Regions from separate parts of the Mus musculus genome. Here region 1 is linked to region 2. The links are chromatin loops, found by intact Hi-C in ENCODE. Cell type or tissue: heart. All regions are shown on one strand. Each heading gives the region's core, and the rest is flanking DNA. Links, peaks and the distances in the headings are about the cores only.

Region 1 (12,030 bases), core at 2,808-10,807, 250 kb after region 2:
TTTAAATAACTGAAAATAAAATGCTAAGAAATATTTTTTGGCCTGTGAGAATTTCTGACATCCATAAGTAAGTAGCTCATTTTCTCATTGACACTGAGTCTACAGCAGGGTACAGGGATGCTTTGACAGCAGAATCTGGTTTATAAATAAAAGCTTGCTAACCCTGTGTGTGTGAGTGAGTGTGTGTGTGTGTGTGTGTGAGTGTGTGTCTGTGAGTGTGTGTGTCTGTGAGTGTGTGTGAGTGTGTGTGTGTGTGTGTGAGTGTGTGTGTGTGTGTGGGAGAGTGTGTGTGAGTGTGTGTGTGTGTGTGAGAGAGTGTGTGTGTGAGTGTGTGTGAGTGTGTGTGTGTGTGAGTGTGTGTGTGTGTGAGTGTGTGTGTGTGTGAGTGTGTGTGAGTGTGTGTGAGTGTGTGTGTGTGTGTGTGTGTGTGTGTGTGTGTGTGTCTATCCTTCGGAGTGTTCAACTAACCTATAGGCACAGCAACCAAACAGTTATTTTAAAGGCAAGTAACTATTTAAAACTTACAACCCCATGAGGCTTGTGATTTCTTAGAATCTTAATTTATAAGTAATTCCTGGATCTTAAAAAACGTTCCCTTTCATGTTAAACACACTTGAATGTCCTACAGAGTCCAATAGGTACCTCTATTTCCTTATGGTAACAGACTACAGCATCTGAGAAGCTCTGTTCACTTCTGCTTTAGATCATCGAAGTTCCTTCACAGAAAGATAATCTTGCATACATGCCCCCATGTATGCATGCCCCCATGTGCGTGCTCACAAGTGTGAGCGTAATCACTGTTTGAATTTAAGAGAAGTTTCAGGAAAATTCTAAAACATATTAAGACTGCAGTCTACTCTATACACTACAGAATATGGAGTTTTAGTTATCCAGCACTGGCCCTTCTTGCTCTTCCTTGTGTGGAGACAACAGCACTGGGGCTGCCTGCTGCTCAGCTTACCATGCCCTCTGATGAGACGTGAGCAGAGTCGATGTTCCCTGCTACTGTACTCCTGGACGTGCTGTTGGTTCTCCCAGCTTAGAGGTGACACTGTTATATACAAATTTTTCCTAGCCACTTTCAGTACCTGGAGAAAGTCTAGAGCTTTCCCCACCCTGCCACAGGCAAGGACTGTCAGGGGACCTGGACAGTTGTTATCCTTCCTCTTTCTTTCAGTTCATAAGAAAGTACTAGGACCCAGGGTGCCTCTGGAGACCTCTCAAGTTCAGCTCTTCAGATGTGTCAGCAGGACACAGGAAAACTAGTCGTTTATTGTATTTCAGACACTGTTGACCCCTCCTCCTGCTGCTCCAGTGGCTCCCTGAGTAGCTCCAGTTACTTTACTCCAATGTTCATGATGGGGTAGATGTGCAGGGCCTGTGTTGTTTTGGTTTAGCCCCACAGTGTTATTGCTGGAGATCTGAAATGTGCTGGTTTTGTGAGCCTTGGTCCTATAGCCTGTGCCTGACCATCTGAACAGTGTACCTTTAACCCTCGGAGAGCTTGTGCCTGCTCACCATGCCAAACAGCAACACTGCCTGTAGCCTGCCAGGTCTGCCTGGCGAGTTCTTTCTTGCTGTCTGTGGGTGTCACCACTATCCTCAAAGGCACCAAGATCTGACTTTCAGTGAGTGCTTCTCTATCTTGTGTCTGCCATAGTCTCCCCTTTTCTCCACTCTCAGCCTGACCTCACACCTGGTGGGGCTTCATTCAGCTTTCAGGTTCTGCTTTCAATGTAGTTTCATTTGTACCGACCCCTGATTCCTGATGTACCACACTGATCTTGGGCCCCTGTTACATGCTTTTATGAAACCCATTATTTCCCTTCATAATGCTTATCACAACTGTAATTATGCAGCAATTTAAGTTATTATCCGTTTTTCTCCAGGAGTCTGTAATTTCCTTAGGGCAGAAATTATGTCTGCCTCACTCCCTGTTGTTGCTGGGCCTAGTGCAAAAGGCTTACCACACACCATCCTGAAGGCATGAAGAGGAGAGAACTGTTGCCATCTTTGTATCCCTTTGCTCCCCCAGGGAAAGAGTGGGCCATGCCTAGATATCTTTAAAAGCTTTTGTGAATTCTTGAGAGTAATTTTATAGTAACGAAATGCTGTACATTAAATACCAGGTAAAGCAAAGTTGTATTAAGATAAACAAGTGTTCAGGGTGTCTTTTGCTGGCACTATTCCCATAGCATGGTAGATCAGATGGACCCAACAGATACTATGTAACTGCTAGGCATTGGGATACAGTCCGTGGATGAGTATGTGAAACTTTGGGGACTGTACAGCACAAATAGAATTGCGATTTCCAATTATAATCTCTGCTTCTTCCTTTCTCTGTATTTCATCCTCCTCCCTCCATTTTTCCTCCTTCCTCCCTTGTCCCCCATCTTCTTTCCAAGTGTTTTAGGACAAGGACCAATTTGTTAATTTCCAATCATAGAAAAACTGAAAGAATAGCAACTTTATGGGATGGTCCAATGTACTCATCTATTTTTCTGTCAGAGAGAGTTGTATCTGCAGACTCTCTTTGGGACCATCCAGGGCAGTGCGCAAGCATGGTGGTTGACTAAGACTACACATTGCAGCACTAAGTTCCCTGTGGTGCACATCTGTTCTCTTTGTGGATTATGTGCACTATTGTGATATCTAAGATACTGCTTCCTATGACAGCTGACTTAGGATAGGAAGTTCAGGAGGAGACCAGTTCTGCTGTCACTGTGTTCTGCTGCCTGTAGTCCCACATGATAAGATTGTCTCTGTGTGTGCTGTTACATGCTGCTACTTTGCAGTTCATCAGACATTCTGATTGCCGTTCAAAGAGCGGAGAGTAATGACTTTTTTTTTTCTCTGCCTTTATCCAGCTTTTACTTCTAGAAACAATAAAGAAAACTATTTTTTCATGCAAAATGTTTATCCTCAGGCAATCAGCCACCTAGATGAATAATCAAGAAAGCCTGTTCTGGTAGCAGAAAATTCCCACTAGGTCTCTAAGCTAGAGTGTTCACAGGCACATATCAAATGCTGTGTCATTACTGCAACAGAACTCAAGAAAACTTTAATTACCGGATGACTTTTAAAAGATACATATCTGTATATTTGAAAAAGTATAGCTGGTAGCCTTAAAATAAGCCAAATAAAGCATAACTTGGCCAGAGAATTAAAAACAAAAAAAACAGGACAAAATTTTCCCTTGTAGTCTAGAATTGGACATTTAAGTAGTGTACTAATCTTACTGGAGATGGACTCAGTTGGATTTGGTATTTGAGAAAGGGGCTCAGTGTGAAGTCTGGTCTAGTTTTCAGTTGGCAGTGTTCCTTACTCAGGCTCTCAATACTGCACTGCAGACTCGTACCACTGGCAATAAAGACACGTCCGTCCACTGTAGTTTTATCTGGGGAGCTCCCTTGCTCTTCCTCAGGTATTACTGTAGGTTTTTCATGCATCCTCTTGGAAGGCACTTCACGTGTCCTTCCAAAGATGTAGATGTAACTAACCCCAAAGCCTTGAATTGGTGAGGAATTTGGAGAAATTTACCTCCATTTTATTTATTCATTCATTATTTATTTATTTATTTTTAAAATTGCCTGGGTGTGAAGAGATGGCTTAATGCAGTGTTTCACAACCTGTAGGTGATGATGACCTCTTTCAGGCTGAGTGACCCTTTCACAGGTGTTGTCTGAGTCTAAAGGAAAACACAGATCTTTACATTGTCATTCATAACAGTATCAATATTACACTTAAGTAACAACAAAAATAATTGTATGGTTGGAGTCACTACAACACGAGGAACTGTATTAAAGGGTCGCAGCATCAGTAAGATGAAGAAGCTCTGGGTTAGTGGTTAAGAGACTTGTTGCAAAGCAGAGGACCCAGATTCTTTGGTTCCCAGCAACCATGGCAGCTCACAACAGTCCATAACAGGTACTAGGGGCCTGATTTTCCATTCTGACCTTCACAGACACCAGGCACCATGTGCAAGCAAAGCAGTAATACACTTAAAATAATCAGAGAAAAAAATTTTACCTACTAATAGAATTCGAAATCTTGATGGAAATGATGGCAGATTCTCTTTCTTAACACATAGTTCTCTGGGGTTATTATTCAAGAAGATGTTGTCCCAAATCTAAACCAAAGTTGCATTTTCTTGAGTTTTGTTATAAAGTCATGGGTACATGTGTGTTCTGTCCAACCCTCCCCCACCCCCATATCCCATGTACTCCCAGTGTTCTTCAGATTTCAGGGTCAAGTATTCCTTTCTGGATGCCAAGCCTGCTCCCAATCATGGTTCCCGTGCTGGCTTCAGGCAGTTACCAACAGTAAATGTACTTAGAAATGTATATACTCGAATGTTTAAAAATCTGTGATGTAGTGAAGTTATTTGTATAATCTTCAAAGCTCAAATTTGAGCATTTTCACTTCCTTTTGTTTCTCTGAGATATGGCTAACACATTTTAATTTTATTTCTCTTTTCCTCAACCCCAGCATATCAATAATGACCACATTCATGGAGAAAAGAAGGAGTTCGTGTGCCGCTGGCTTGATTGTTCACGAGAGCAGAAACCGTTCAAAGCCCAGTACATGTTGGTAGTGCATATGAGAAGACACACTGGGGAGAAGCCTCACAAATGTACAGTAAGTGCATACCTGACAGCCTCAGTGTCCCCTCACACGGGCGAGTGTGACACTTTGCTCTCTAGGCCTTTCCTGTTCTCAAGGGGTTTGCATGCTCTTGACCCCAGGATCTGAAAGGGTAGTGAGAAGAGAGACAGAGCATTGTTTGTAGAGTACCTTAGTGCTGAGCTTTAAACAGGCCATCTCTGCAGAGTGACAGGCAGGCATAGGTGACTGGCTCCACGAGCCCATGCCTTCTGTGTCTGCCATATTCCCACAGGTCAGCACACTGCAGGACAAACCACAGAGTTGATTTATTTTTCAGTTTAATTTTTTTATTTGTGCATGTAGTGGTCAGAGGATAATTTTATGGAGTTGATTCTCTATTGCCCCTTTAGGTGTGTTACAGGTATCAAACTCTAGTGGTCAAGTTTACACAGCTTGTACACTGACCCATCTTACAGGCCCTAAGTTGAGCATTCTTTATGAAAAACAAAATTCAACACACTGGGCTTCAGATGTAGTTCATATCAGAGCATTTAGCTACCATGCACAAGGCTCTGGGTGCTGACATAATGTACCAGTTAGAAAGCCTTGTTCATAACCTTTACAACCACTGTGCTCACAACACACGTGCATTAAAACTGCTGTATAACATTACTATTAGTGTGCACATGGTATGAAGCATAAATGGACTTGTGTCTTCATTATGTCTCAAATATTACTTGTGTAAATTCTGAAATCTAAAAAGAGCCCAAGCCTTTTGGCAAGGCATATTCATCTGCCTGTTGTTCTGTCTCCTCGATCCTTGCTCAGTCGCTACAGTGCGTAGAAGCCCCTGGAGTAGGCTGGGGCTGCAGTGAGACTAAGTTCTCTCTAGAGTTGCTCTGAGTGCTGCACAGCCCCCGGTACTTTACATCTTAAAGGGCCTTTATAAACATGATCAAATTCCATGCCTTTGTATGGACACAAAGCCATATTAATGAACTTTGTGCTGAATCTGAAATCAGTGGGAATTGGAGGAGATCAATGAACAGATAATGAAATTCATTGTCCACATTGAGCTGTCTATTAAAAAAAAAAAAATAGGAGGGGAAAAAAGCCTTCGGGAGTTTTACAGGCACTGACAACGCTTTGTCTTCAGCTGCCCCAAGCCACATCTGAATCCCAATAAATGCAGAGTTTAGTGGGGTTTTTGTTCCATGGTTTTGAAAAGCTGCTGACCCTTAAAAGGTCAAGTTTTTATCCACTTGGAGAGGGGGCTGAACACAAGCTGCAGCTGCTATTGTGTAGAGTGGTCCAGATTTACCTGTTGTCCTCAGTTTGAAGGTTGCACAAAAGCCTACTCAAGACTCGAAAACCTGAAAACCCACTTGAGATCTCACACTGGAGAGAAGCCATACGTCTGTGAGCATGAGGGCTGCAACAAGGCTTTCTCTAATGCTTCAGATCGGGCCAAGCACCAAAACAGAACACATTCCAATGAGGTAAGCTTCCATGTGGCATATATCTGGTACAGTAGATGTGTTCTGTTTTATTTTCTCTGGGTTGTTCAACTGTGAGTGGGCTCTGAGGCCCTGCACGTCTGCAGATGAAGGTTTGAGGCCTCAAGGATGAACCCTGTTTAGAGAGTAATGCAGACGAAGAAGAAATTCTATAAAAACCCTTGCTGAACTTAGTTTCCTGTTGCTCGGACCTGCCATCTACTGGCTAGACAGTAGTAGCATTTAATTTAGTGTTCAGGCTGCCTGCTCTAATAGCATGGTCCCACACAAAGTAAGACCTGGTACTGTTTCAAGACATTCAGAATCATCACAGTGGCAGGTGACAGACAGCTCACTCCTAAAAGCATCCAATTGTATTTGTTTTCGAGGAGAGAGCAGTTTCATCACATGCATGATATCTAAAATTATTTTCATCAAGCAAACAGCTTAAAAACAGTTTATAGAGATCTAAATTCCAGAGGACCTTGGAAGATATTCTTAGAAGCCCAGTTAATATTTAAGTCTGTTATCATAGTGGTTTGTGTTGTATTGCCATTATTTTTAAGACATTTGTCCCCAGACTACTGATAAGTATAAAAATGGTTACAGATTTGCATTAGCTAGGCTTTGATGCATATCTGACTAAAAGCGTAGAACTTCTTCTTGGGAGCTGTAGATGAATATTGGCTCCTCTGTAAACTCCCTTGAATATACCAAGCCTAATAAAGCTCCCTCATTTTGGATAGAAATGAGATTGTAGTTCAGGCCGGCCACATGTGTCCTTGCTTGATTTGAAACATTGTTGCAAATGGAGAAATTTGCATGTGTGCAACTTCAGAGTGGCCATTATGACATCATCAGTTGTAGGCTACTCTTACAGCCTTGCAATATCTAAACCAAGTGAGGCACTTTGCTCAGGAGCCATTTGGCTTTAAGCAGAGGTAGGGGGAATAGTGTGGTGATAGAATAAAACAGATTAAAATGACCTTTAATGAGATCATCTACACTGTCTAAAATACTTGAAACTCAACAGTTGCAGGTCCACAGACCCAGGTCCACAGACCCCAGCTCTTTCGAAAGGTCATGGTATGATAAGAAAGGACAGGTCATTTTGAATCTCCTGTTAATGACCTAGGAAGACAAATTTCATTTTTTATTATAATGTTAAAAGCTTTTTCTGTATATAATAGCCACCGGAACATTTTAGGGAGTCTAGAATGGGCAAATCCATGGAGACAAAATAGATTGGTATTTGTTAACACTTAAGGCCAAGGAAATAGCAGGCTGCTGATTTTGGAGTGCTAGAATATTCTAGTTTATTACACAACATGAAGAATGTCCTCAGTTCGTTTTTTTTTTTTTTTTTTTTCAACCTCAGTTTCAATTCATAGAGTTGAAAACCTCTGCTTGGAATTTCAATTAACATAGTAATTAAATTTAGCTATCTTTCATATACTTAAGTAAAAGAAGGCATTCATTCCTTTTGTAAAGTTTAGGCCAACCTCTCCTGCTGTAGAGAAATTTGGTCAGTGAATATATTGAGACAGGGATGCACAAATACATAGATTTTCATTTTTTATGAATTTAAAACATGTACAGACATCTGCTTATTTTAGGTATGGTCTAGTTATTTATTTTTTCTTTGATGAGATTAAGAAATACAGGATTATATGAGAATTGAACATCTCAGGAAACTAGAAGATGACTTGGGCAATAATGTTATTACCAGGAATGAGGAACTTATTTAAATGGGTTACCTTGATAATAGCACTTAATTAAGATTCACTCACATTCAAGTCATTTTTCTCTATAACATGTATGAGACTCTTAGGTTTTGAGTATAGAAGCTGGCACAGTTTCACATATACAGAAGATAGGCCTGTCCTGGAAATCCAGGTTCTTGTAGGCAAGTTAGCCCATCTTAAATAAATCCTGATACGCACTTGCGTTTATTTATTGTCTTATTTATGACTGTGAAGACTTTTTGCTATGTTAGGTAGAGCTAAGAATTCAGCAGGGTAGATCCAGACAGCAGGTCTCTTACATAACAGAAAAGCTGTCGTGGCATTTCTCTGTCTATGACTTTGTTCATGATCTTTCAGGGCCCTTGGGCTGTATAGCAGTGACCTCTGAAAGGACTCCCCATTCTAGATCATACAGTTTGTATTCCTCCTGGAGCCACATTTATGCCCATGCTCCGGACCACTCATGAGCAGGATCTTTTCTAGGGACCCTTCATTTTTGGCATCATCTTGTTAATTGCTTTTATTCCACAGAATCTCATTCTTTGTTTTCGCTACCTAGCTGAAGTGCTTCCTCATAAGAAATGCTCCATTGAGCAAGTGTTTACTATATGGGTCATGTGTGGTTATAAGCATCTTATGTACACGTGAGATGGAAGTTAAGCGCAGATTTTATTAACTGACACACCTCCCAGGATTATCCCAACCAAAAAAGGAGTCCTCAGTTGTCTACATCTTTGGGATTCATACTTTATACTATAAATGATTACATGGTCTCATTTTTCCTACCAGAAAAGAAGATTCTGCATACAAAATATAAGGGATTACATAAATGATCTTTTTATTGAGGTTACACATCTTTGTGTGCAGGAGTCTTGCATATAGTAGTACTCATTTGATGTTCAGTGAAAAATAAAATTTATCTGGGAATAGTAGCTCAATGCTGTAATCCCAGCACCTGGGTGGCTGATGTGAGAGAATTCACAGCTAGTGTAGGCTGTGGAAAAAGAACTTATTCCTCTGTCTGATAAATTGTATAGTCAGGAGAAAATGCATCAGTTGCTTTCCAAAGGTACCTGAGTATGCAAGTCACAATGGCAACCATCATGCCTGAGGATGAATGTCCAGGACATGAGAAGTTGGCCCCTTAGTGTGTCTGCTATCATCCTGGCATTGTATTGCTATCACAGGCTCCATAGTTGTGGTTATGTGGTTTGTTTTAAAGCATAAACTTCAAGAACCTGTGTTCTTATGGGGTTTTGTAGGTGACATTTAATGTGCATGTTCATATACAAGGGTACATGGTCACAGGTGTGCTTGAAAATGCTAGTTCTGATGAACTTCTCTGTGCTCATTGCCCATCAGCTGTGAACTCATTTCCAGGCTAATCTTAATATGCACATGAGTGTGTTTATAGGAAGAGTAGCTCTTCCTGTCCCCGTCCTGTGCCCTGTCATTGTCCTCTCTCCCCTTGCCCACACACCTGCATCAGGCACTCTGCTGATGGAGCAGCCTGTCCCATCAGTGCCCTGAGCAAGCACAGGGTTGATATACAAACACCCAAAGGTAATGGCACTAACTGTCAGAGCCATTCTTCTGTCCCTAATGCATGAAATCCTGCACTCTCATTTCGTCGTGTATATGCGGCAAATCACAGAGCCCCTGAGTAGACATAATTTGTAGTTAATGGGAATCAATTCTATCCAACTGAATCTTACATTTGAAGGTAAAGTCTCTCAGGATAATGTTCGGAATCTTCGCTTCTCTACGTTACAGAATTTCGGCATTTTAGGTTGCTCTCATTCTGGCCTTAGGCTTTTAGTGAAAAAGCATCTTTTAGACATGCATTCTGCAAGACAGGGTGTTCAGCAAGGATAAGAGATATATTATTTTAATCATGCTTTTCATGATGATTTCTTATATACTAGCTCACCTTCTGGTACACAGAGATGGAAGTACATAATCCTCTCATGGCTTTCAGCAAGGGAGCATGTCCGGAACCCCTACCCACACCAGAATCTGAGAATACATGAGTCTCTTCAATAAAGTGCTGCGATAGACAGACAGACAGACAGACAGACAGACAGACAGACAGATAGATAGATAGATAGATAGATAGATATTCTCTCATACTTCTGATTACATCTAATGCATGCTGCAGTGTAAATGCCATTTAAATAGCTGTGATATTGTTTAGGGAATAGCAACAAGAACTATCTACTCATGGTTGCTACATGTATAAGGTTTTCACACTACAGGTGTGAAGTTTTAGTGTTTTCAATCTGAAGTCAGTTAAGTTTGTGGATGTCGAGCCCTTAGCATCCCATTATTATCCCATTGCTACTATTTTGGCAGACAAGAAAACAAAATCACCATTCTAACATTGCTGATTAACAAAGGGATCAGTTCTGTAATCTATATGAATAATTTGATATAAATGCCCCTACTGTATCAGGAGGCATGGTACACAACTCAGGGAGAAAATAAAATTAGCAGGAAGGAAGTAGTTCTGCCTTGTGTAGACCTGGAAAGTCAGAGGAAAGCAAATTGAGAGACTGGTTTTCCATAAATCCATCATGAGCCTTGAGGGCTATATGGATAGTCTGTAATGAGGCTACAACTTTAGAGACCAGAGACCTTCTGAGAATTTTTACATCTGAACCCCAAACAATTGTAAGGCTACCCAGCTACCCAAATGAGCACTTTTCATTAAACAACATGAGAACAGCTCTGGGCAGCTTAGTTTTATTTCTTCTTATTATAATACCTTTGTACAAATAGCACATTTTCAAAGCAAAGAATTATTATATCGCAGAACCAAGATAATAAATTTCTTCACACATACATCTCCTGTAAGATGTATAAAATTGTCCTGATATCATCTTCTTGTAAGCCTCTCTCCATTATCATCATCAGTAGATGGAGAGCCATGATACTTCCACTCACAGCATAAATGCTTCCAACAATGTAAAGGCAATTTATACACTATTACTACTTACAGAGCTCTCTAAATAATACCTATTAAGCTAGATTCTATGGACACTGAGCAATATCAAATAGGCTTTCTAAGTCATTAGACCTGTGAGGTACCTAAATGCTGTGGAAGTACTTTTGCAAGAATTAGAATTGTACTGAGCAACTGCAAGTCATAATCACTTTTATTGCCATTCATCAACAATTTCTTTTTGTGGAATTTGCTAGAAACCGTATGTATGCAAAATCCCTGGCTGCACCAAGCGTTACACAGACCCCAGCTCTCTCCGGAAACACGTGAAGACTGTGCATGGCCCTGAGGCTCATGTTACCAAGAAGCAGCGTGGGGACATGCACCCTCGGCCTCCACCCCCGAGAGATTCCGGCAGCCATTCACAGTCCAGGTCCCCTGGCCGGCCAACTCAGGGAGCATTTGGTGAGCAGAAGGAGCTGAGCAACACTACCTCAAAGCGGGAAGAGTGCCTCCAGGTGAAGACTGTCAAGGCTGAGAAGCCCATGGTATGTCATTCACTCTCCTGTTCTCCCAGAGCCAAGCACTCATTAAGAAAAACCCAGATGAACATGTCAAGGGATGACACCATCCCCCTCCATTGTATCTGGCCACTCTGACTTGAGAGTCGTGAGCCCAGTGATTGAGACTGCTCACTCAAAGTTAATCTGCTTAGTCAATAACTTTGCTCAAAGGGAGTTGCTAAGATTCTTACCTGACTTATAAAACTGATCCATAGCTGTACCACTTGTGGCAGACAGACGTGGCTGTCAGTGTCTTCAATGCGGCTACTCAGTAGAAAATCATTCCTTGAGCCTTTCTGCAAATACGCTTTCTGTCTTCCGTGCCCTGTTGACCCCAAGATGAATAAGCCGAAGTCCTTATTCTTTGGGGTTTTACAGTTCAGTGGGATGTACAGATTGAAAAACAAATACAATTCAGATGATGAGGCTTAAACAACAAGTCTGTGAAAAGCCTTCTAGAGAAGGAGAATTGGCAGTGTGCTCCAAGGGCAGAGGCCCCAGGACAGTTCAGCACTCAGGGAGAGCCAGTGGCTCCTGGGGAATGGGAGGGAGACGAGAGGTATCAGTTGTGGGATTTGCCAGAGCGAAGGGGGAGAGGGAGTAGGGCAAAGGCAAGACTAGGGTGTGATCATGGGCTTAACAGCTCTAGTCTTAAGGATTGCAGTACAGGTCAGGGAGAG
Region 2 (12,030 bases), core at 2,206-10,205:
GAAGAATCAGATGAGTGCAGCAGACAGAAATGCTCAACTGGGGAACAGCATTGCTCACTAAGCTGCTCTGCTGGAGATCTAGAGAAAGCTTGTTTTATTTATGAAAAGGAGGGTTAGAAAAATTCATCCCCTAGATGCCTAAATCATCAGCGGAATTCTCCACGCTCCCTCATACCTGCTGTGAGTAGTTTCTCATGGCGTAGGCAGGCAAAAACTTTAGTGTGGGCCACAGTTCAGTGTCACGCAGCATCCAAAGAGCCTGAAGTTAGCAGAAATTCAAAGAGAGGGTTTTAGATCTTCCCAAGTTGTGGTATTGGCTGAAGTCCAAGCCAATTATAGCTACATCTCCAAGGTGAAGAAGGACACAGCCAACATCTGGGTTCCATTTATAATCCCAATGTTCCGGGAAGACAGAAGAACTAGTTACACGAGTGTTGAGTGAGAAGACCTTAGAAGGGCCCATGTGCAATGCCCTTAGAAGCGTTTTCCTGTCTGGCAGCTGCCCTGTGACATGAGGGAGCTTGGCTCCTTCCATTCTGTTGTATCTGTAGGAGTGCTCTCATCTTGGGAGTGCTCAATATTTTCCCTGCAATGGATACAGGCTGGTACAGAATCCCAGTGACTGGAAAATGGGTGTGAGCAGCTGAAAAAATGGGGAAAAAAAAAAGTTCTGCAGAGCCTGTTGTAGTAGGGTGTTTCATTAGCTGTCTACAAATGGGTTATCGAGGCCCTGGGAGTAGATTTAGTAAGATTAGACAGAATGGGCAGCTCAAGCTTAGTTTGACTAATTCTGCTTGAATTTTTACACATGGATTTACCTGCATGTAGGTATTAAGAACAGCATTGGACACCCTCTGAACCCCCAATCTTGATTTTTATCATTTGTCTTAGTGGTTATTTTTGTATAACATGTAACAGGCTTTCTAGCCGCTAGGCCTGGAGAGAGTACACTTACTTTCCTTTCTTATTGTCAGCTGGCACATCATTTTTTTCTGGTGTTCCTTTGGTCACAGGAAGTGAGGTTAGGGAGAAGAAAGGGGAGAAACAGGGAAAGACAAAGAAGAGGGAAAAAAAATAAAAAGCTTGAGATCAAGTGTAAGCTAAGGTGGGAGAATCCTTTTGGCTACACATACACAGGATGTATTAGTGTGACTCTGGCTCACTGAGGCTCATGGAGGAGGCATGGACTGAAGGCTTCAATTCCTAGTGTACAAACTCCTTGCTGGACCAACTGAAGCAAAACCATCAGTCTTATATCACAGAAGGTGTCTGGCCAAAATCAGGAAGAAAGGAAGGGTGACCTTTATGAAGGACAAGTGATTCAGAAATCAAGTGCTACTTGTCTGCCTGTGTGCAGTTACTTTTTTGTCTAGCTAAGAGGAAAATGGCTTAATTCCAGCACTTGGGAGGCAGAGGCAGGAGGATTTCTGAGTTCGAGGCCAGCCTGGTCTACAAAGTGAGTTCCAGGACAGCCAGGGCTATACAGAGAAACCCTGTCTCGAAAAACAAAACAAAACAAAACAAAACAAAACAACAAAACAAAACAAAACAAAGAGGAAAATGGCATCCTCTTGAAGAAGGCTCTCATTGCAGGGGAAACAAACTATAGGGCAGACTATGTAAAATGCACCTGCCTCCTGTCAATCTTCCTTGATTGCTTAAAAAAAGTTCATGAGATAAAGCAGAGCTCAAAGACAGGATCCTGCCCTATCTGAAACTTATAGGCACACGTCTTGACTTTCCAGTCAATAAAACACTGAAAAAATTTTGACATTTCCAATTAGCTTAAGTCAATTTGAGCTGGGATTTCATAATTTCCAACTGGAGGTTCGTCAGAGTCCATGAACCATCCTCCTGGAGTTTCCAATGATTAACTGCTAACAACTACACAAGAAGACAAAACAACCACAGACTTGGTGAGGACGAGAATATTTATGATGAGAAATGTAACGGAGAAAGCATAAAGAGGAGCATGGGAAGCTGGTGTTAGACTGAAATGTGTCTTCTCTGTTGCAGACCCTTCATTAACTTTAATCCTCTTGTTCTTATTAGTCTGTTTCTCCTTGCTATAACAAATTATAGGGGATGAGGTTGCTCAGTGGTTCAAGTGGGTACTGCTCTTGCAGAGGACCTAACTTTGGTTCCCAGGCAGCTCACAAATGCCTGTAACTCAAGCTCTGGGTGATCTGATGCCCTCTTCTGACTCCTAAAGGTATCCCCTCCCACTATGCAATGTATATCTACCCACACAGAGACACATGCACATGAATAAAAATAGTTCTTAACAAATTATCTGAGGCTCAATTCTTTATAAAGCAAAAGGGTTTATTCAGCAGAACTTTAGGACCCGAAAGTTCAAGATGGAGAGTCCTCGACAGTTTGACCTCTGGAGTCATGACACTAATGAAGTGGGAACACACCTAATGCTCCCACATAGTGAGACAGGAAGCCAGAGAATTGGAAGGAATCCTCCTTGCTCTATTATAAGCTTGATTTCTTGAGAATAACTAAGGCTATAACAGCATTAACATATTCTTTTCAATAGGCAAGCCAACCAATGTGTATTCCACTTCGTAATGGTTTCAATCATCTTAACACCAGTGTTCTGAGGCCCAGGCCTCCAAACAAACCCCTGTGGGTCAACGTTGCTGAGTTGACTTGTGCCCTCTTCTTCTTAAAAAGAAGTGCTCATCCCAGGAACTTCAGAAAACTAGCTTATTTGAAAACAAGGCTGTAGATGCAATTAGTCAAAACAAAGTCAGACTGAAGTGGCATAGGCCACAGCTCTCAACTCCATAAGAGGAGATGAGTGCAAGGAGAATGCCTTAAGATCACCCAGGCAGAGAGATGGGAAGTAGCCGAAAGCCAAGGAATAGCAAGCAGATCAGGGGCTCCTACAAGAAGCCTGTGAAGGCAAGGATGGCTTTCCCCACACTTTGCAGGCAAACACTGGCCCTGTCGACACTATGACTTAGCATCCTGGCATTCAGAAATGTAAGTTAGTGCCTGCCTTGTTTAAGCCATCAACTGCATAATCGCTTGCTACAGCAGTGCTGACAAACCAACAAGAGGGTTGTTAAGTCTCTTGCCTCATTATGGAAAATAAATCCATCTTAAAGGTTTAAATATTGTGAGTATAGCTCAGGGTATCTGTTGCTGTGGCCATGGCCACAGCAACTTAGGGAGGAAAGGGTTTGTTTGGTTTACAAGTCCTGATCACAGTCCATCACTAAGGGAAGGACTCAACGCAGGAACCTGGAGGCAGAAACTGAATCAGAGACCATAGAGGAGTGTTGCTCACTGGCTTGTTCCCTGTGGCTTGTTCTGCCTGTTTTCTTATATAACCCAGGACCATCAGCCTAAGTGTGAAACTGCCCCGTAGTGGGCTGGGCCCTCTCACATCAACTGTTAATCAAAAAATTTACTATAGGTGAATCTTATGGAATATTTTCTCAATTGAATGTCCCTTTTCCCAAATGACTCTAGGTAGTGTCAAGTTGACAAAAAAAACTAACATAGAGGACTTATGACATTAAAATTTCCCAAGAGATTTGTAGTTGAAATGACTAGTGATGAGGTAAGGCAGGAATGACTGTATAAGAGTGGGATTCAGATGGATTAAGGAACAGTCTCTTCCCTATGCATCCTACCTAATGGCTCCTTAATTAACAGAAGTCCCTCTACTGAGTTAAGAGATAACTTAGGAGCCTCTGCAGGACAGGAGGTGGGTGATGCATAAGATTTAAGGTTCCAATTTTAAGGACACCCCACCTTCAAGAATTCCTCTTGTTTCATTTTGGGATTTGTATCCAAGATTTCCCTGGGCAAAAGAGTTATGAAGCTAACATGTATTGAAACTCCATGACATTATTTAACTCACAGCGAGGCAATTTTTTTTTTTTCTTTACCATTTCTGTAAACCATGTTCACGTGCATGCGTTTGTCAGCCAATCTGAGTTGCCCACCTCTCCTAAGGTGAGGGAATCAAAGTTTAGGATGCAAAGCGGAGTTCCTTCTTGGTTATTAGCTAAGTTCTGATAGCGTGGTGGGAAGGAAGCTTTGCAATGTTTTTCTTTGTTCCAGTGTTTTTTAGAACCCCAAATCAAGATCTTTATGACTCAGAATGTGCTGCGAGACTGTAAGAAGTAAAAGTCAAAATTTATATTTTATGCCCGGTGATTTATGGGCTGTCCCTTTTGCCACTGGATAAGCAGAGAAAACTATCAGGATGCAGTATTTACATTCTCGCGGTGGAGGCAGCAGCAGCCCCAAATGCCAGAAACAATGTATCTGACATTAATGAAACACACCATCCCTCTGACTAACTTGAAATACCAAAAAGGAAAATAGTTCTCACACACGATGTCGTCTTTTATAACTTTGCAGGTATAATCTCACTGGAGATCCATAGCCGTCCCGGGACTTAGGAGGACTGCATTTTCTCGCTCATCTACTGTGGGCTCAGAGTCTACAGAGGCTGAGGGAATACTCTGGGGCCTGGGGCCAGTTACTGAGGGGAGGGTTGGGGCTACCTCTGTTGATATTCCTGCACTCCGAGATGAGTGAAGGATGTTTCACTCTTTGCCTTACAGAGTGTTGTAGCGGAGAGAAAGCTTAAAAATGGCTAAGAAGTGTCTGGAGCCCCACACTGAAAGCTTAAGTCACTCTCTGCTTTTGTCTTTGTCATAAGCAACAAGTCACCAGAAACAAATAACGAATACACTGTCAATTCCGTTAAAAATTTTCCCCAGTTTAGCACGTGAATTTCAAAATGTTCTTCAAATTATTATAGCTATTCATCCACCCACTCTGCCTTCAAGACGGCTGCCACAGAGCACCCTGAGCACCAAGGCACTCCTGGTGGGCCAACTGCTTACTCCGGTATTCTGGAATGTCTCTTGGGTTTTCTTCTTTCTTCCACCCCCTTGAAATCCTCCCTTTCAAGTAACAGGTTGGGGTGAGTACCTGGATGGGGAGAGAGAGATGAGTGCACTGGCCCGTTGAAGTAACATGGGTCTTTTAAAAGAAACCAAGGACAGGCACTCTGCATCTTAAGGAAAAGAACCCCGTGCAAGTCAGGGTTCTCAGCTCAAGTCCCGGTTCCCAGCTCGGGTCTTTGTGTTCTTTGCAAAGTGGCCCACGGGGACAGTAGGCTGTACGGCGAGACGTCCCAAACGGAGTTTAACGCAACGGGGAGGAAAGTCTTCAACTTTCAAAAGCATCATCCCGCGAGAGGAAGTTTCAGGCTTGGCCTAGGGAAAAGTACCAGGAGGTGTGCGGGGGTGGGGCAGTGGCGATCTGAGAGGTCTCTAGAGAAGGAAGGGGAGTCCAGCCCGAGAGCGGAGTTGGGGGGGGGGGGGGCGAAGAGAGGCGGCATGGGCGAAGCGCCCGGCAGCGCGCGAGCCCCGGCTGCTCGGCTGCGCGGGAGCGCAGGCCTGGAGGGCTCGGGTGACATCACCCGCGGGCCCCTTCCTCCTGCCGGGTGGGTGGGGCCTGGCGCGCCGCGCGGGCGCGGGGTCAAGGAGGGGGAAGAGGAGGAGCAGGCCTGGATGTGTCTGTGTGAGGACCCGGGAGGGGCGGAGGCGGTGGAGCGCGTGGCTCCCGGCTGCCCGCGCCAGCCCTGCCCGGCCCGACGCGCGGCCTCAGTGCCGCCCCTCAGCGCAGCGCCCTGGGATCCGCGCGCGCGGAGCGGGACCCCGCCGGGCGCGGCCTGGAAAGGAGCGGGAAAGCAAAGTAAGGCGAGCAGTCTTCCCAAGTTTTTAAACCAACTTCGCCCCCTGCGGCGGCGGCGGCGGCGGCGGCGGCGGCGTCGTCCCGCGGCTCGGCGCGTCCCCCCCAGCGCTCCTCCGAGTGGCGGAAATTAGAGGGACGGGGCGGGGGTGGGGGCGCGCGAGGGAAGAAGGAGCCGGGAAGGAGAGCAGAGTCTGACCACATCTGTGAAAACTTGGGGAAGGAGGGCGGGGAGGAGGAGGAGCGCAGGAGCGCGCGGAGGGGAGCGCGAAGGGCGCGCGCGGCGGAGCTCAACTTTTGCAACCGGGGCGCTCGGCCTGGACGGGCCCTTAGTCGTTGAAAAGTCGACTTGACGGTCGGGGGGCTCCTTTCTTTCTCTTTCTCCTCCCACCCGCGGTTGAACCAAATCAGAACTGTCACTCAGGGCCGGTGACTCAGAGGGATCAGATTACAGGATCCCTGAAACTGATGCGCGGGCTGCAGCGGCGGGAGGGAGCGGACCGGGCCGCACCGCCGGCGCCCGCACACTCGTCCGCCCGCCCGCCGCTCCCCTCCTCGCCCGCTCGCCCCGTCGCCGGCCCACGCCACACCATGCCCGCCGGGGCCGCACGCTGGGATCAGTCAGGCCATCCACGGTAGCCCGAGTCCGCCTGCCGCTCCGCCGGCGCAGGTCTGTGGATTTGGGACCTGACAGCCAAAGCCGCAGGTACGTCCCGCCTGAAGTTCTTTGTTTTGCGGGCCCCGCAGCCCTCCCTGTCGAGCTTCCCGGCGGCGTCGGAGCGGCTTGTGTGCGCTCGCGCCTTCCCGCGCTCTCGGGGATCGGGTCTCGGCTCTCCGGACTGCAGAGCTCCTGCCCCAGGGCGCGCGGACCAAGTTTGCAGCGGCGGCGTCCGTGCCTACTTCTCGCCAAGTGCTGCGCAGAGCTCCGGGAGTCCGGAGCTGCGGCTGGTCCTCGCGCCCCCGCAAGCCGCAGCTTGGCTTGCGCGCAGCGCCTGGGGATGCGCCGAGCCGCCGCTGCCCCGCTCTCCAGGGTCCCGCCTTCACTTCTGAGGGTGGGGGTGCGGGGTGAGCGGATGGAGGGCGCGCCTCCGCGGTGGGAGAGGAAAAGTGAAAGTTGTGCCATCTGTGCGTGATTTGGAACTCTGTCTCTTCCTTTCCAGAGGTAGAGCAGAAAGAAAGAAAAGAGAAAGAAAGAAAAGTAGCCGTGGCCCTTGCGGTAACCAAGAGGCCGAATTTGCACAGAGCAGAGTTGGGTACGGATCACTCTACTCTGCTGGGGACACTTAACTTTCTGGAGTTGCAGTGGGACCCCGAGGATGTGGCAGAGTTAATATTGATCATACATTTGAATAGTTGGTGAAGCGACTTTTCAGCAGATGGCCACATGCCCTCACACTCGGCCCGGCCTTTGCTTATTATCCTTTGATGAACTTAGTATCCTTCTGTGAACTTTGTGCCTGTGTCCCGGAGTGCACCTTTTTGAGTACCAAGCCATACCCCCCCTCCCCCCAGGCTTTCTTGGCTGTGTGTGTGTAAAGACCACTTAGGGAAGTTTCCTGCACCGCGTTTACCCTTTCTCCTCCCCCAACTTGGTTGTAGATTCTGGCCTTGGGTACAGTGCTCATGGCCCTCTGCCAGTTTATATGTACATATATTTATGTAAAACATTTTCTCCCAGCTCTGTGCCAGCTGTTCCACATTTTCCAGCTGCCACTTCAGTTTGAAATGATGGACTGTCGTCCTCAAGTAAAAGAACTCTTTAGTCCGAGGTATGGAGGGCCGGCCGCTGTGCAAATACAGGGGCAGTGCCATTAGCCCCGCTGGTATTATTAGTTCCAAAAACACCTCGTGCCCTTCTTTTCCTCTCCTTCTCCTCCTCAATTACAGCTTTTCACAGCCCAGTACGTGCACTCTGCTGAACATTCAAGTGATTAACCCCCCACTCCCCTTTCTAAATGATTTTGTGCAGAACTTGGATGAGGCCGGCAGGCTGGTTAGCTAGCTTGCTTCTCTTTTCTTTCTTTCTTTCTTTCTTTCTTTCTTTCTTTCTTTCTTTCTTTCTTCCTTCCTTCCTTCCTTCCTTCCTTTCTTTCTTTCTTTCTTTCTTTCTTTCTTTCTTTTCCTGAAATATGTGTCTGGTGGAAATAACTTCTAGAAAAAGAGTTGCAGCTTGAGAGCATTGGGCATGGCTGGGGGAAGGGGAACTGTGCTCTGCCATCTGAAATAATCTCATTTTAGTCTATTTTAGGGGAAACCTTTCCTTCGTTCTCATGTCACAAGCTTGCACTGTTTGATGTCTTCACGAGTTATAGACTGAATTCTTCAAGAACTGGCCTAAAGTATTAATTTTGAGTATTTATGTAATTGCTCTGTAATTTGAATAGGTGCCTTATTGATTGATTCCTGTAATTATTTCATTTGGGTTTTAAATTAAAAATTAATAATAGTCTGACAGTTTCTTAATTACACGTGTCAAGATTATTTTGAAGCAGGAAAATGCTGTTTTAAAATAGTGAAATAACCTCAGAATCACTTCATTTTTCTAAGGCAGCGCAATAGAGGATATATTAAAGCAGTGGAGATTGGTTTTAACAATGTAAACTGTGCAGAGTATCTACAGAATTTGTTTATGTTAGGAAATATTGGCTTTAACAATCTGGTCCACGAGCTCTGTGGCCAGTTAGATTATAGTCAGACCTTAAAACAAACATGAAATAACATTTAAATTAGCTGAAATTGCATATTTATACAGAGCAGAGAGTTTATTTTACACTAAAAGCTATTTAATTAGAAACTCTCCGCCTAAGGGGAGATCCTTTCAGGGTACGTAATTCTTAAAGTCAGCCTAGGGAAGGCTGGGTTTAGCTGCATGAATAAGTTCAATGTGAGAGGTGTCTGCTGAAATTTCACACAGGCAGAAACACTTTAAAAGATATAGATTGCTTTATTGCTAATAGACTGGCAGGCTTAGCTCAGATGCCTACCAATTCCCTGTGCTTTTTACACACTCCTTGATTGAACTCCAGTGTCCTTACAGTTTTTATTGTATGTCTAATTTGCAAAGGAGAAAATTCAGCATTGATGAAAAATAACTCTGTCGCGTTATTTCATTGCTTACTTAATGAAAGCATTGTTAATTTAACAATTGGATTCCAAGGCCTAAAAGTTGGACTCTCCTTTGTTTTGAAGCCAGTGAAGTTTTCTTAATTACCTGCATGCTGCAAGAGTTACAGGCATCCTCTGGGCTCAGGCATTTAGAAGTGAGTCCCCCGTAAGGCATCCATCCTGCTTGCTGCATTCCCCTCCCCGATTTCTGAGGACAGTTTGGAAGCTTATGAAAGGAAACACTTTAATGCTCATTGTTGTGTGCACTCACTTATATGGAGACAGCAATGTTCTGAGAAAAATCAGTCTCGAAGACATGAGTCATTGAGTCATGAAATGTTCAGGAAAACCTTAGTAATGGAATGTTAATGCTTTTAGACGATAGTAGATTATCTTAAAAGTCAGACTTTTCTCCTTTCTGAAATTGTTGTAAATCCCTAGCTGAGGAGTTCTTTGAAGGAGGTTTTAGTTCTCCTGGCATTCATATTCTGAGGTTGGTCTGATTTGCTTTGGAAGATTCAAGGAATTTTCTGCCAACTTTTAGATCGAGAGGCAATCAAAGGCTGAAATGGCTACAGAACCAACACATACAAACACATTTGTTAAACAAAAGGTTCTCTAATAATGATTTCAGGTTGTCTTCTCATTAGAGCCAGGGAGAAGCTGCTGCTCTTCACCCCACATTGTCAGTTTTCTACATGGAAATTGATCTGTTCTACTTTCAAAGCAAATAGAGGCAGACAATAAACTGCAACAGGGCCCGGCGCTGCTGCAAACTTTCTCAAGTACTTTCCAGTGTATTTTTCATCTTTACTTTTATTTGATGGGCCTGTGAAATAGAGCTGTAGACTGGTGAAGACTTTAAATGAAATTTCACACTTTGATGATTTTTTTTTTAAACTTTGATATATTGACAGCAAAAGGAGCTGCAAAAGCTTTTATATAACTCGAGCAGCAACGCCAAGCAGCAGTCAAATGTCTCCATGCATTTGTGTTTAACTGCAGAAGAAAAACATGTCCATGGGCAGCAGAGGTTCTTATCAGCCCCCTAATCCCAGATCCCAGCAAACCTTGAGGGCATGCCTTAGATCTTGCTGAAGCCACTGTGGACTCTCACAGTTTGCAGATTAAGTATGCTATGTGTTCCTGGCTCCAGCAGTGGCGTTAGGAGCTTGCTAAGCTTCCTGTCTTAGTATCCCCTTTGCTTAAGTTTTTAGGGTCCATTGAAGGCTATGTTGTCTGAAATAAGTGGCACTTGTTAATTTAGAGACTGTTTACATATTTCATTCTCTCTTTAAAAATTGCCAAATTTATAACTTTTTTTTAAACTGAAAAGCTAATTATGTCTGGAAAAGGGGAGGAGAGCTGTTGGAGAGAAGCTGTCTGTGGAGTGTTTATGAGCTCATTTGTTTGGAAACTTTGTTGTCTGGATTGTTTTTACCACACTTTCCCTTTGCCTAACCCCTGAAAAGTAGACTTTTTCCATTTGAAATACCAAATGCACAGTAGTTTCCTACATATTCCTTAGCTGCCTCTGTGTGTGTGTGTGTGTGTGTGTGTGTGTCTCTGTGTGTGTGTGTGTGTCTGTGTGTCTGTGTGTGTGTGTGTGTGTGTCTGTGTGTGTGTGTGTGTGTTTCACCTGAAAGTGTTTTTTGTTCTGGTTGTGCATGTTTCAACCCGACAAAATGTCTCAGAAAATCTATGGCTTTCTAAAGTAGCTGAATGAAAAAGCCATTACATAGTTAATAAGGTGGCACTGGGACACTGAGGCCTCCTCCTGAAAGGCGATATTGTATTGAGTTCTATGTGTGCCTCTGTGGTATCTGTAAACTATATCCTCTTATATGGCATGCTAGCATTTTGTGTACGAGTCATAATTAAAAAAGAAAATACTTACATCATTGTCCAGCAACATGTCATATCATTCCCAAGAGAACCCAAGCCAATTTTGTGTTTAAAGGTTATTCAATGAATGAAATTGTGAAAGCCCATTTGTCAAAGTACTGCATGGTTTCTGTTCGTTTTCAAGCTCCAAATTCATTGTCTGCCCTAGCCCAGCCATTAGTCATCAGTGTATTAGTGCTGCCTTCAGGCCATGCTGCCCGGCACTTCTTCACACTATTACAGCTTTGAAAGTGTACTCTGTCGACTTGTAGAATTACTGCTCTGATTTCCGCTTGGCTGGTTTGAGGTAAGTCCCCTCCCTCCCTTCTAGCTGACTGTAATCCTTGCTTTCTTTCAAAGCTCCTTTCCAGTGATTTAGAAAACTTTCTTAAGGACCCTGTTGGCATCCTACCACAGTTTTGTTGTAGCATGCACTATACATTTAAATTGTACCTGAAGAAAATTGGATTGGTTGCAGGCCTGAAGCATGTAGAGGGGGGCTGCTTTGCTATGGAGGGGAAGGGTGCTACAGCAATAACTATTGGCATAGCACATTCGTGTACTTGTGTAATTTTTATGTCCTAGAATTAATTCAACAATGAGAGACAAGTATCATTCTTAAACCCCTGTTGAAATAAATTTAAAATATATAACATATTCACTTATTTTTAAAGCAGATTATTTTTGAAGATTCAATAAAATGCCTAACAAGAGTGTTTTATATTATATACTGCCATTAAAAAAAAAAGATGGAAAACTCATCAATTAGATAAAAGATAAGTTCAAATTTTATTAATGAAGGAATGAGGCAATTAAGCCTTGTTACTGATTACATTTTATGATTTTTTTAAAAGAGTAATTCACTCCAAAGATTTATTAGTGTGCAGAGAAACCTCATGCAGCAGCTTTGAATGACTGAGCTGTATGGAGACCTGGGCTCCACTGGCCAGACACATGGATCAGGCTGCACTACTGTAGGACAAGGCCTGCTGTTTGAACTGTGCAACGGAATTCCACACCAGTCTCATTGAGGGTGTCTGTAGCAGTTGATGCAGGCTAGACTGACCGTCTTGTATGTATAAAGGGTGAAGGCTGAGTCAGCTGGAGAATGTTGTTTGAATAAGAAAGTTTATAGAATAAGTGGCCCATGGGTAATTAATTCTTATAAAGTAGACCCTGCATCTGAAAATCCTTAAAATTTGAAAACCTGGCTTTAAAAGTTGCAATTAAGATTTAACTCTCAAAGCATTAAAAATGAGGAGGGTGAAATGAAGAGGATAGTGCTGCATGAAGACAAGCTGAGCATCTTTA

What was found. A loop is a pair of places that touch in the nucleus more often than their neighbours do. Peaks named below come from ENCODE experiments on the same cell type or tissue, not always from the same donor. Only the 100,000 strongest peaks of a DNase experiment are listed, where the experiment ranks them.
Region 1: it touches region 2 in a loop (2.0-fold over the local background); 6 of 42 quality-filtered maps call a loop at or near these places.

The regions. Positions count from the first base shown.
Region 1 is chr13:15,709,011-15,721,040 of GRCm38, forward strand. Gli3 (GLI-Kruppel family member GLI3) reads left to right here. Exons shown (of 15, transcript NM_008130.3): 11 at 4,489-4,638; 12 at 5,940-6,104; 13 at 11,045-11,335. Among named protein-coding and RNA genes, the nearest start is that of 4933412O06Rik, 88 kb to the right of the region's middle. In heart, for the core only: a CTCF peak has its summit at 6,320 (motif pointing left); no DNase peak of the experiment used is centred there.
Region 2 is chr13:15,457,676-15,469,705 of GRCm38, forward strand. Gli3 (GLI-Kruppel family member GLI3) reads left to right here and starts at 6,048. Exons shown (of 15, transcript NM_008130.3): 1 at 6,048-6,436. Gm6556 (a long non-coding RNA gene) reads right to left here and starts at 6,943. Exons shown (of 1, transcript XR_001780862.2): 1 at 2,305-6,943. In heart, for the core only: no CTCF peak of the experiment used is centred there; DNase peaks (open chromatin) are centred at 5,506, 5,986 and 6,696; H3K4me3 peaks cover 3,747 bases; H3K27ac peaks cover 2,998 bases; H3K27me3 peaks cover 1,714 bases.